Linked DNA regions of Homo sapiens: all the other regions are linked to region 3. The links are chromatin contacts, found by Hi-C in ENCODE. All regions are on one chromosome and are shown on one strand. The core of a region is the stretch at or near the end of the contact, and the rest is flanking DNA. Distances in the headings are between cores, read along the strand shown.

What was found. A loop is a pair of places that touch in the nucleus more often than their neighbours do. Pooled maps may share reads with other maps.
Region 1: a loop to region 3 is called in a pooled map, with 3 times the contacts of the local background. The contact joins the promoter of GLIPR1 here to the promoter of CSRP2 in region 3. A Hi-C loop is called at or near these places in 4 of 50 pooled maps.
Region 2: a pooled map shows a loop between it and region 3 (2.9-fold over the local background). The contact joins the promoter of GLIPR1L1 here to the promoter of CSRP2 in region 3. A Hi-C loop is called at or near these places in 4 of 50 pooled maps.

The regions. Positions count from the first base shown.
Region 1 is chr12:75,479,239-75,482,442 of GRCh38, reverse strand. GLIPR1 (GLI pathogenesis related 1) reads right to left here and starts at 1,688. Exons shown (of 6, transcript NM_006851.3): 1 at 1,389-1,688; 2 at 364-609. The coding sequence starts at 1,562.
Region 2 is chr12:75,333,173-75,336,052 of GRCh38, reverse strand. It overlaps GLIPR1L1 (GLIPR1 like 1), which reads right to left and starts at 1,383. Exons shown (of 6, transcript NM_001304964.2): 1 at 1,151-1,383. The coding sequence starts at 1,324. It also overlaps a transcript of CAPS2 not described here. RefSeq lists a silencer at 1,537-1,646.
Region 3 is chr12:76,877,706-76,880,486 of GRCh38, reverse strand. CSRP2 (cysteine and glycine rich protein 2) reads left to right here and starts at 1,468. Exons shown (of 6, transcript NM_001321.3): 1 at 1,468-1,549. It overlaps LOC124902971 (a long non-coding RNA gene), which reads right to left and starts at 2,128. Exons shown (of 2, transcript XR_007063380.1): 1 at 1,837-2,128; 2 at 1-599. RefSeq lists silencers at 1,199-1,248, 1,279-1,708.

The DNA of each region.
Region 1 (3,204 bases), core at 439-2,938, 1.4 Mb after region 3:
GTCCCAAAACAATTGGCTCAAATTTCATTTAAAACTCATGCTACAGCTGGAACCTGAAAATCCTTTCACTCATAAGGTTCTTTGATTTCTCACAAATGGAATAAAGTCCTATGGGAGAATAGCTGTTACAGGAATTGTTCAAAGCCTGTCCAAGTTGGTGGGCCTCACATATTACCTATTATGTGTTTAGTTCACACAACTAAACTTTTCAAGCATTATTTTCTGTTCTTGGAGGCTGTTCTATTTAACTCCCTTATATTTACAGGTATACTAGCATACTATACATTTTCTTAACTTCATAGTACAATTTTTCTCCTCATACTTGAAAAGACAGTTTCAAGATAATATAGGGCAGATCCTTACCTGAGTGTAGTGGCCACAGACTTTTTTGCATATCCGAGTCTTGAAGTCATAGTCCTGGATTTCGTCATACCAGTTTGTGATGGCGGAAGACACAGAAAAAATGGGCACAGACCCAGTCCAGATGTTCTCTCCCAGTGAAGTGAAGTTTGGGTGCAGCTTGTGGGGTGGCTTCAGCCGTGTATTATGTGAAAACTGGCAATTGCTGGCCCATGCTTTTGCAATTTGGGCTAGTGCTGGGTCCCAAGTCTGCAAAAATAAACATTAAACAATAGGGGGTTCATCTGAAATGTAACTGGGGTGAGTACAGTGGGAATTTGAATGGAAAACGAGGTGAGATAAGGAGAGAAGATACCACTGCATATGAGTCCTCTATAAATATGGTCTTCAAGCACTGAGTAGGGCTGGTAGGAAACGTGACAATTTAGTTTCATGGAATTTAGAATCTAAGTGAGGAAAACTGACATTTCACTGAAGGCTAATTGTGGGCAAAATAGTGTGTGCCGTGTTTCACAACATTATTCCATAACCACAACAGCCCATATCCTAAGAAGTTCAGAAAGGTTAAAAACCAGCTTAAAGCCACAGATCTGAAATTCAATCCCAAGCCTTACTGAATCAAAATCCCATCCTTTCCCCAGATGCCATTCTGCCTACCTGAGCAACTCAGTACTTTGTCAGCAGCAAAAAAAGTAAATTTAGAGACAAAAAAAAAAAAAAAAAAAGAAAACCAAATCACAAAAATTAACAGGGAGGAAGATAACAAAAAGAGAAGTAAAATCCACTGAAAACCAGAAAACAGGAAGTGTCCAAAGAGAAGTAAAATGTGCTGTGGCACTTGCTTATAACAACAGTTGGGTAGACAGAGCTAAACTGGATGTGTTTTGATCACAGACTGTGAATTTACTGCATACATTAATCACAATGAAAAAAAAATCATTCAGTATTACGAAGGTATTAACACCAAAGTCAATACACATTAGTTGTTTCTGACTGACTGACGCCACAATTAATGATATTTTCCTTACCATGTATAGCATATCACTGGCTGTTGGTTTCACCTCTGATCGGAACTTGTTATGGATTCGAACGCAGTCTTTGATGAAATCTTCATTTTCGATATCTGGCAAAATATTTGCTGTGTGTGAATAATTGGAGACAAAAGAAACCATCCAGGCTATTGTAGCAAGTGTGACACGCATGCTTTGTCTGGCATGGAGCCTTGGGAGGCTGCAGTCCAGAGCCGCCGCAGTTTCTGAGAGTGTGATTGCCTGAGTGCTCAGCCCACAGCTTTGCAAACCTAGCCGACTTCAGCTTTGAGAAAACAGAACAGAGCATGAGTTCATCACTAGTTTTAAGAAACGGGTTTCTCCATATATGGTGTGCAGCTCACTTTGTGTTCTTAACCCTGTCTTTTCAGTGGTTTTCAGTGACACAGCACCTATTACGACATAGATTTTTATGAGGCTGTGTCAGACTTCCTTTTGAATTGGGAGATATTTCCAAAGAAAATTCTGAAGTCTCCAGGAATAATAGTCTCCAATTTTTAATGGAGGTTGCGGTGATAAAATGAAAATATCTCTTACTTCTATAAATGCCTCGCAAAATGCTTTCAGAAATCTTTTTCTTTTTAGAGTCATATCAACACATAGTGGTTGGAATATCTGGTTAACATCATAAACTTGACCTAGAATTCATTCACGATGGTAGAAACATGTAAGCGTGTATGTGTGTGTGTGTGTGTGTGTGTGAGAGAGAGAGAGGGAGAGAAAGAGAGAGAGAGAGAAAGAGAGAGAGGGATTGAGAGGGAGAATAGTAGAAAGAATACAGGACTCAAGTTGAGAATTTAGTTTCTGTTTCTAACTAGCTGTAAGACCTTGGACAGGATACAAAACTCTCTAAACCTCAGCCACCTATTGAATGAGACTATGGGACCTTTTCTGCTTCCTTAATTACAGAGGTTTGGCAGGATCAAATGAACTAGCTAATATTAAATTCCTGCCTTGTATATTCACCTTAGTAATACAGAAATAAAAACACAGTCACTGGCCCCAAGGAGCTTACAGTGGTAAGAGCTGTGAGATGGTGATGACAAGGATGTTACAACAGGGGCTGTTGGAGATCTGGATATAGGAAAGCACAGGTAGATATGGACACACAAGAGAGCATACTTAACCCATTCTGGAAACGGCAGAGCCGGCCTACATACAGCAGGTGAGGTCTTTGCTGAGGCTAGAATCAGCTAGGTGTTGATCAAGTGAAAAAGCGCTGGAGAGGAGAAGGGAATTAGAGGGATAGGAACTATATATCTAGTTGTGAAATTGAAGACATGGTGTTATGGCAAGAATAGAGCAAGAACCTCTCCATATTGTCTCCCTCTGTAAATATGGTCTGTAAATAAGTAGTGATTCTGACTGGTAGAAAACTTGATACCTGGTGTCATGGAATTCAGAATCCAAATGATGCTTTCATGCCACTTGGGGGAGAGAAGTTAAGAGTCAGATCAGGAAGGATTTCTCAATTCTGCTAATGATTTTTTATTTTATCACCAAAGTCATGGGAAGTTATTGGAGGATTTTAGCTGTAGGTGGGGTTTAGACCTGGTTTTAGAAAACACGTGTATTTTAGAAAATTAAGAGAGATGGAAAATGGAATGAGGTGGGGAAATATTTCTAATGCAAACAAAAAGTAAAGAAACATTCCAGGCACACCTGTAGCCCCACCTACTCAGAAAGTTGAGGTGGGAGGATAGCTTGATCCCCACAATTTGAGGCTGTGAAGAGCTATAGTCAGGTCACTGCAATCCAGCCTGGGTGACAGAGCGAGGCCCCATCATTAAAAACA
Region 2 (2,880 bases), core at 134-2,633, 1.5 Mb after region 3:
TGTTTAGTTTCTACATTATTATAAACTCCACAATTCATTGTTATCATATTTTGCTTTAAATAGTCAATGAGTACAAAAGAAATATAAAGAACATTTATTATATTTAACCCCACATTTACTCTTTTTTATCATACATTTACAATAAAACTCTAAAGGCATCAACCATATTAATACTAATATTAGTATTTCTGAATTCCGTTGAAGATTTATTTCTAGTTAATTTATGCCTTGGACAACCCCAAGCTGGTAAACATTATATATTAAAATATCTTAACAATTCTGCATTAAAGAGATTAGTTTATTCTTGTTTCATTTCTGATACATATTTGAATCTTTCTCCATCAAAATATAATTTTCTTATACAGTAGACTAGTACAGTTTTGAACTTATTTTAATGCCTGAGTTGTGATTTTATAATTACTTTTGTTTTCCACTGGATAGAAAAGAAGAAAGCTGGAATAGATATGAGTTATACTGTATCTACATCTGCATAGCACATAAAATAGACTAATACTATCAACGTTTATGCTCATAGTGATGCATTTATAAACAAGAAAAAGTTACAATGCAAGGGAAATTTCCAATCATACAATTCATAGTCAAGTATTTAAAATTTTGTAAATTCTATGGATTATTTAATAATCCAATGCTTTTTATGCTTATTCTTCAATAGAGTACTGTATTTTTTTCAAATAATACTACACATGAAGTGTTGTTTTGATCTTGGATTCATATGATATAAAAATAAGTAAGAGAACAAGAGAATCTCCATTCCTGGGCTATTTCTTTGGTATCTTGTATCTTGGTTGTGGGGGGTGGAAATTGCTAGCTAAAAAATGGAAGAAAGAAAACAAAATAATCCTGTGTTCAGTACTTATAACTTTAGTGGTGCAACAAAGCAACTTCCAAACACTGCTCCAGCATCCCCACCTTCCCCGCAAGAGGCAAGGAACAGCTTCAAGTCTTCCTTTCTTGTTCACTCCTATGACTCTGGAGGAGACAGCCCAACCAAGGTGTGAATTTTTTTCTTTTTAACTGCATATATGTAAAGTCCGGATTGAATTAGTACAAGTTAAGTCCGTGAAATTTATCACCCAGATACCTCAGGATGAGTCAGGGATTTAAGAGCCCAGCCCTGGTTCTTTCTCACCATGTATTTCATGTCGGCCGCGGGAGGGTTGACTTTGCCACGCCATTCGTTGTGGGCTTCTATGCAGTTGTCTATAAAGTGTGGGTCAGTGATGGATGGGATTTTGGAAGATGTAGTGGCTACCAAACACAGACCCAAGATCCATAAACAACTGAATTTATTCTTCAGAGCCATGGAAGGATGTGGAGGATGCGGAGGATGCCCTGACTGCGCGGACCAGTAACGGCTGGGGCAACCCGATTTCCCCACGCCCCCGCACCACGCTCTCCCTTGGCTCCATCCTGCCGCACAGGCTCGAGCCCAGCGCGGCTGGATCAACTTGTCAGTGTCGCTGTGGGGAAGAACAGGCAGCAGGGTTCCCCTTCCACAAAGCTCTGAGCTACAGGGGAAAGCTCTGAGTCGCCCTCTGGTGGAGGGAATTTCAACCATCCAAACTGCTTTCTGTGGATCCAATCTGTAATCTGCAGAGCGCGTCTGGATTGTAATACAGATTGCAATATGCAAGCCACACAAGTTAGGTAAAGAACAAGTGCGGGATGCTGACAATGGGCCAGTCGAGTGCAAAGCACTATATATTCGTTTCTTAGACGCAGCTTCCGTGTATAGATTTTTATTGTTCTAAATAATCTAGAATCATATTGCCACTTCCCTCAGAGATTGGGAATAGAGTAAGAATAGGCAATTCTTATACAGTGACATACAGTGATCCTAAATTATCAACTTGTCAAACATTTAATAATTTCCTTCTGTTTTTTCGTCTGAAGAGACCGAATGCTTAGATAGATAACAATAGATGCTTGGAAAATGTAGCCAAGTAGTTCCTCTTGACAAAATCTTCCCTTTTTGATAGTTTGGAACAGAGCCACTGTATGGTGACTGGTAGACTCCAAGAGTTGCTTTAATTGATACACTGAGACTGGGATGGACAGAGTACATTTGATTGTCTATTTTACCTGCAATGCAATATAAATCAACGTCATTTGGCTTAATGTTTTAAATTCATTACATCAGTTATATTGATATTCTGTAATAAACCAGCATTTTTCCCCATGACATTAATTTTTTTTAGTATTTCTATGTTTCAAATAAATACCTTTACTTAGTAATTTGAAGTTGTTTACAATGCTGTTTAATTCAAGTGAACACGTACTTACATCTGCTGAATGATCCGCCATAGTCAACCTTGACACAAAAAACAAAAACCAAAACAAACTACTTTGATGCAGCTACTATCTTTTTAAAAATAAAAAGCAGAAAATTAGATTATAAGAAAACGAAAAATGCAAGGATCCTAATGGAAATTCTACTGGGCAATAGATAATATATTTCTAGTCTACTACCAGCTAATGGAGAATTGCTGTATATACTACTTTCATATCACATACATAGTCCAAACTGAGCTTCTGATATCCCACACCCAAAGACATGAACATATATACGTGTGTGTGTGTGTGTATATGTGTGTGTGTAGGTATACAGATAGATAAATCAATACAGTTATATACATCTACATGTGTCTATATATATATGTCTCTTCCTGGATATAAAGATATCTATAGGCATATACACACATACATATACACACATACATTTATATATGTAAAGTTCTCTCTATGTATAAATCTGTTTGTATACACATATATGTGTGTGTGTCTGCCTATAGACATATATACATCTACACAGAGAGAGATACAGATGTCTATAGGCATATATACATATACATATGTTTG
Region 3 (2,781 bases), core at 219-2,718:
AGGGACTGAATTTTCCTGTTGGCCCGTGAGTCAAGTCACTTACACTAGCTGATATCACTGAAATAAGGATTGCCCATATTTAGAAAAGCTCACAGCAGGCAAGAATGCTTTCCAGACTCCTGCCACAGTATCAGGAGATGTCAATCACCACTATGTGTTTTTGGACAGTACTTGGTGGACAGAGAACAAGGCAGCTATAATGAGTTTATCCTGGATTGGCCCCAGCATATAAAATAAAACAATAATAATATTATAAGTCGGTTCTGTACGTTGTCATGCGGATATGTGCTCCCTGCCCTCTCCCCAAGAGGGCATTTGGCAATGTCCAGAGACTTTTTGATTGTCACAACGTCGGGGGCAGGTTGCAACTGGCATCTAGTGGGTGGAGGCCTCCTACAATGCACAGGACAGCCCCCTACAATAAAGAATTATCCAGCCCAAGATGTCAATGGTGTGGAGGATGAGAAACTCTGGACCAGAGGAGGCAATAGCATTTATGGCATGAGGGGGTTTTGGTCACTGACTTTTTTGAACTCCCCACTCCGCAAGTATCAGTTCTCCGGGATCATTGCTTCTGGCAGGAGAGGTCATGAGGAGGCCTAGAATATGAACCAGATAGAGATTGCATTGTTTATTTTCCTTTTCATCTAAAACAATAAATCATCCTGTAGCTTAGGCATTAGGTCCCTTCGGATGTCACGGTATCCTTGTGCTTTTCTGACATCAACACATATAAATACAGGGCCTGTGGCGCCCGGGGTTTCTGCCTGGGTTTAGGTTTCTTCCCCCTCAGCATCGCGTGCTGTGCCCTGGTGGAGGGGAAGAGCGAAACACTTTGGGAATGGGGCGTTTTCGTAACGTCATTTATTTAGTCTAGATGAATTTTGCTCTTTAAGAATAAGAAGTTGTGGATTCCCAGAAGCTGGAAATCGGACGAGAGAATATGCGTTAACTAGGGAAGTTAATCACGTTGAGTTTACTGACAAGGACAAGGCAAGGGGGAGGTGGCGGAAAGCCCCGTTTGGCTGACTTTCTACTGCTGGAGCCTCCCGGCCCATGACTGTCTCCGCGAAGAGGGGGATCGGCGCTCGCGGTGGACAGGTCCGACGCAGGGCGGCGGGGGCCACTTTCCAGCGGGACCGTCCCGCCGCCGGGCCTCCCTGGAGGGGAAGGAAGTCCCTCTCCAAGTCCCAGTGGCTTTTGGAACTGCCGGGTCCCTTTGGGAGGGAGCGGTCCCGGGACGTGGGAAGATGCCGGGCGGGCGGGAAGCTGCAGGAAGAGGCGGGCCTCCTGCCTTTTGTCTCCTGGTGGCTAGCCCGGAGCGGGCAGAGGGCAGCCCGCCCGCTACACGCCCCAGCCCGGCAAGCGGCTCCGGGAATCCGGCGGGCGGGGCTGGGAGGAGGGCGGGGCGGACACAGGCCGCGCCCACCGAGCGCTCTTTAAAAGGCACCGGCGCGCGCTTCGCCTGGGATCTCGGACTCCCTGGACCCTCCCTCCAGCCCAGCCTCGCTAGCTCCGCCTGCGGTACGTGCTCCCGCCTCCGACTCAAGTGAGTAGGGGCGGTGGGGCGGTTCCGCGGCGCCGCCAACCCCGGGGCGGGAGTTGCAGGGGGTTTCCACCGCCTCCCGGGGTCGTGCTGTCGCCCGGCCGGCGCGCCCCGGTCTCCTCCGACATCCCCATCCCGGTCCGCATTTGTGCCCCTGCCAGCCTTCTCATCCCTGCGCCCCAGATTTTCTCTCTCTTATCCCCCAAACACACCTGCCCTTGTCCCCGAGGCCGTCCAGGCCATGCCCTGGGATCCCAGGCCCGCGGGGCAGGTAAATAATCTTATATGACCTTTAATTTCTCCATACTGGTTTCTCTGGGAGAGAGGCGGGTTGTGAGTTTCGCGTTTCTGCTAATCCGCCTCTTAGCAGCCGTCGGTCCCCTCGTCCAGCGGCAGGCTCTCTCTGGGGTGGGGGTCGGAGTCTCAGGGCCCCCTCTGCCCGGAGTGTGGTGAGCACCGAGGGCGACCTTACTGGGTTCTGTCCCCTAGGGGTGGAATGGGGCTTCTACATCCCCCCGAGCCCAGGGTACTGCTCCTGCCGCCGTACCGGGCTCCTGGCATCCCCATTGTTTGGTGGTGTCTGCCCACCCAGCACCGAACCCCTCTATGTTGAAGGAACAGCAGGGAATGTCAATCACTTACTCCTAGCTTTTTCCAGAACTTTCTACGATTCAGGTACAAAGAAGAATGCAAGAATGCTTGGTTGTGAAATTATGCGACAGGTCCTGCGAATCACATTCTGGGTTCTCCAGAGCCAGATTCAGGAGCTCCACGTAGGCACCCCCTGGGGGCGGGGGCGGGCTTTCTAAACCGGCGGATCCCTTTCCCCCTTCTAAGCCAGGACATTTGTTAAACGATTTTTACTTAAATGGCTACCCAAAATGTTTAACCTGTTTTATTTGCAGTCTGCAAACCAAGCACATTTTCCCTTTATAAATGCTTTTCGGTACAGAATTTTTTTTGGGGGGTGGGGGGGTGGGGCGGGGGCAGTTAGTAATTTTTTAACCCGGGCAGCGAAAATCGTCGTATTTAGTTCTTGACTTTTCCAATTAACCTGTTTTAAAACTCTCCTCATAAAATGCCAAGAATTCAAATAGGACAGCCACAAAGTTGGCTGTACTTTGACTCACGTTTTTCAAGAAAGAATTGGGTGATAGATTTTGAAAGGGAGAATCTAACATAGTTTCAGAACTGCATGCCAAGCTACAAAGAATGTTGTGAAGTACTAAGTGGTC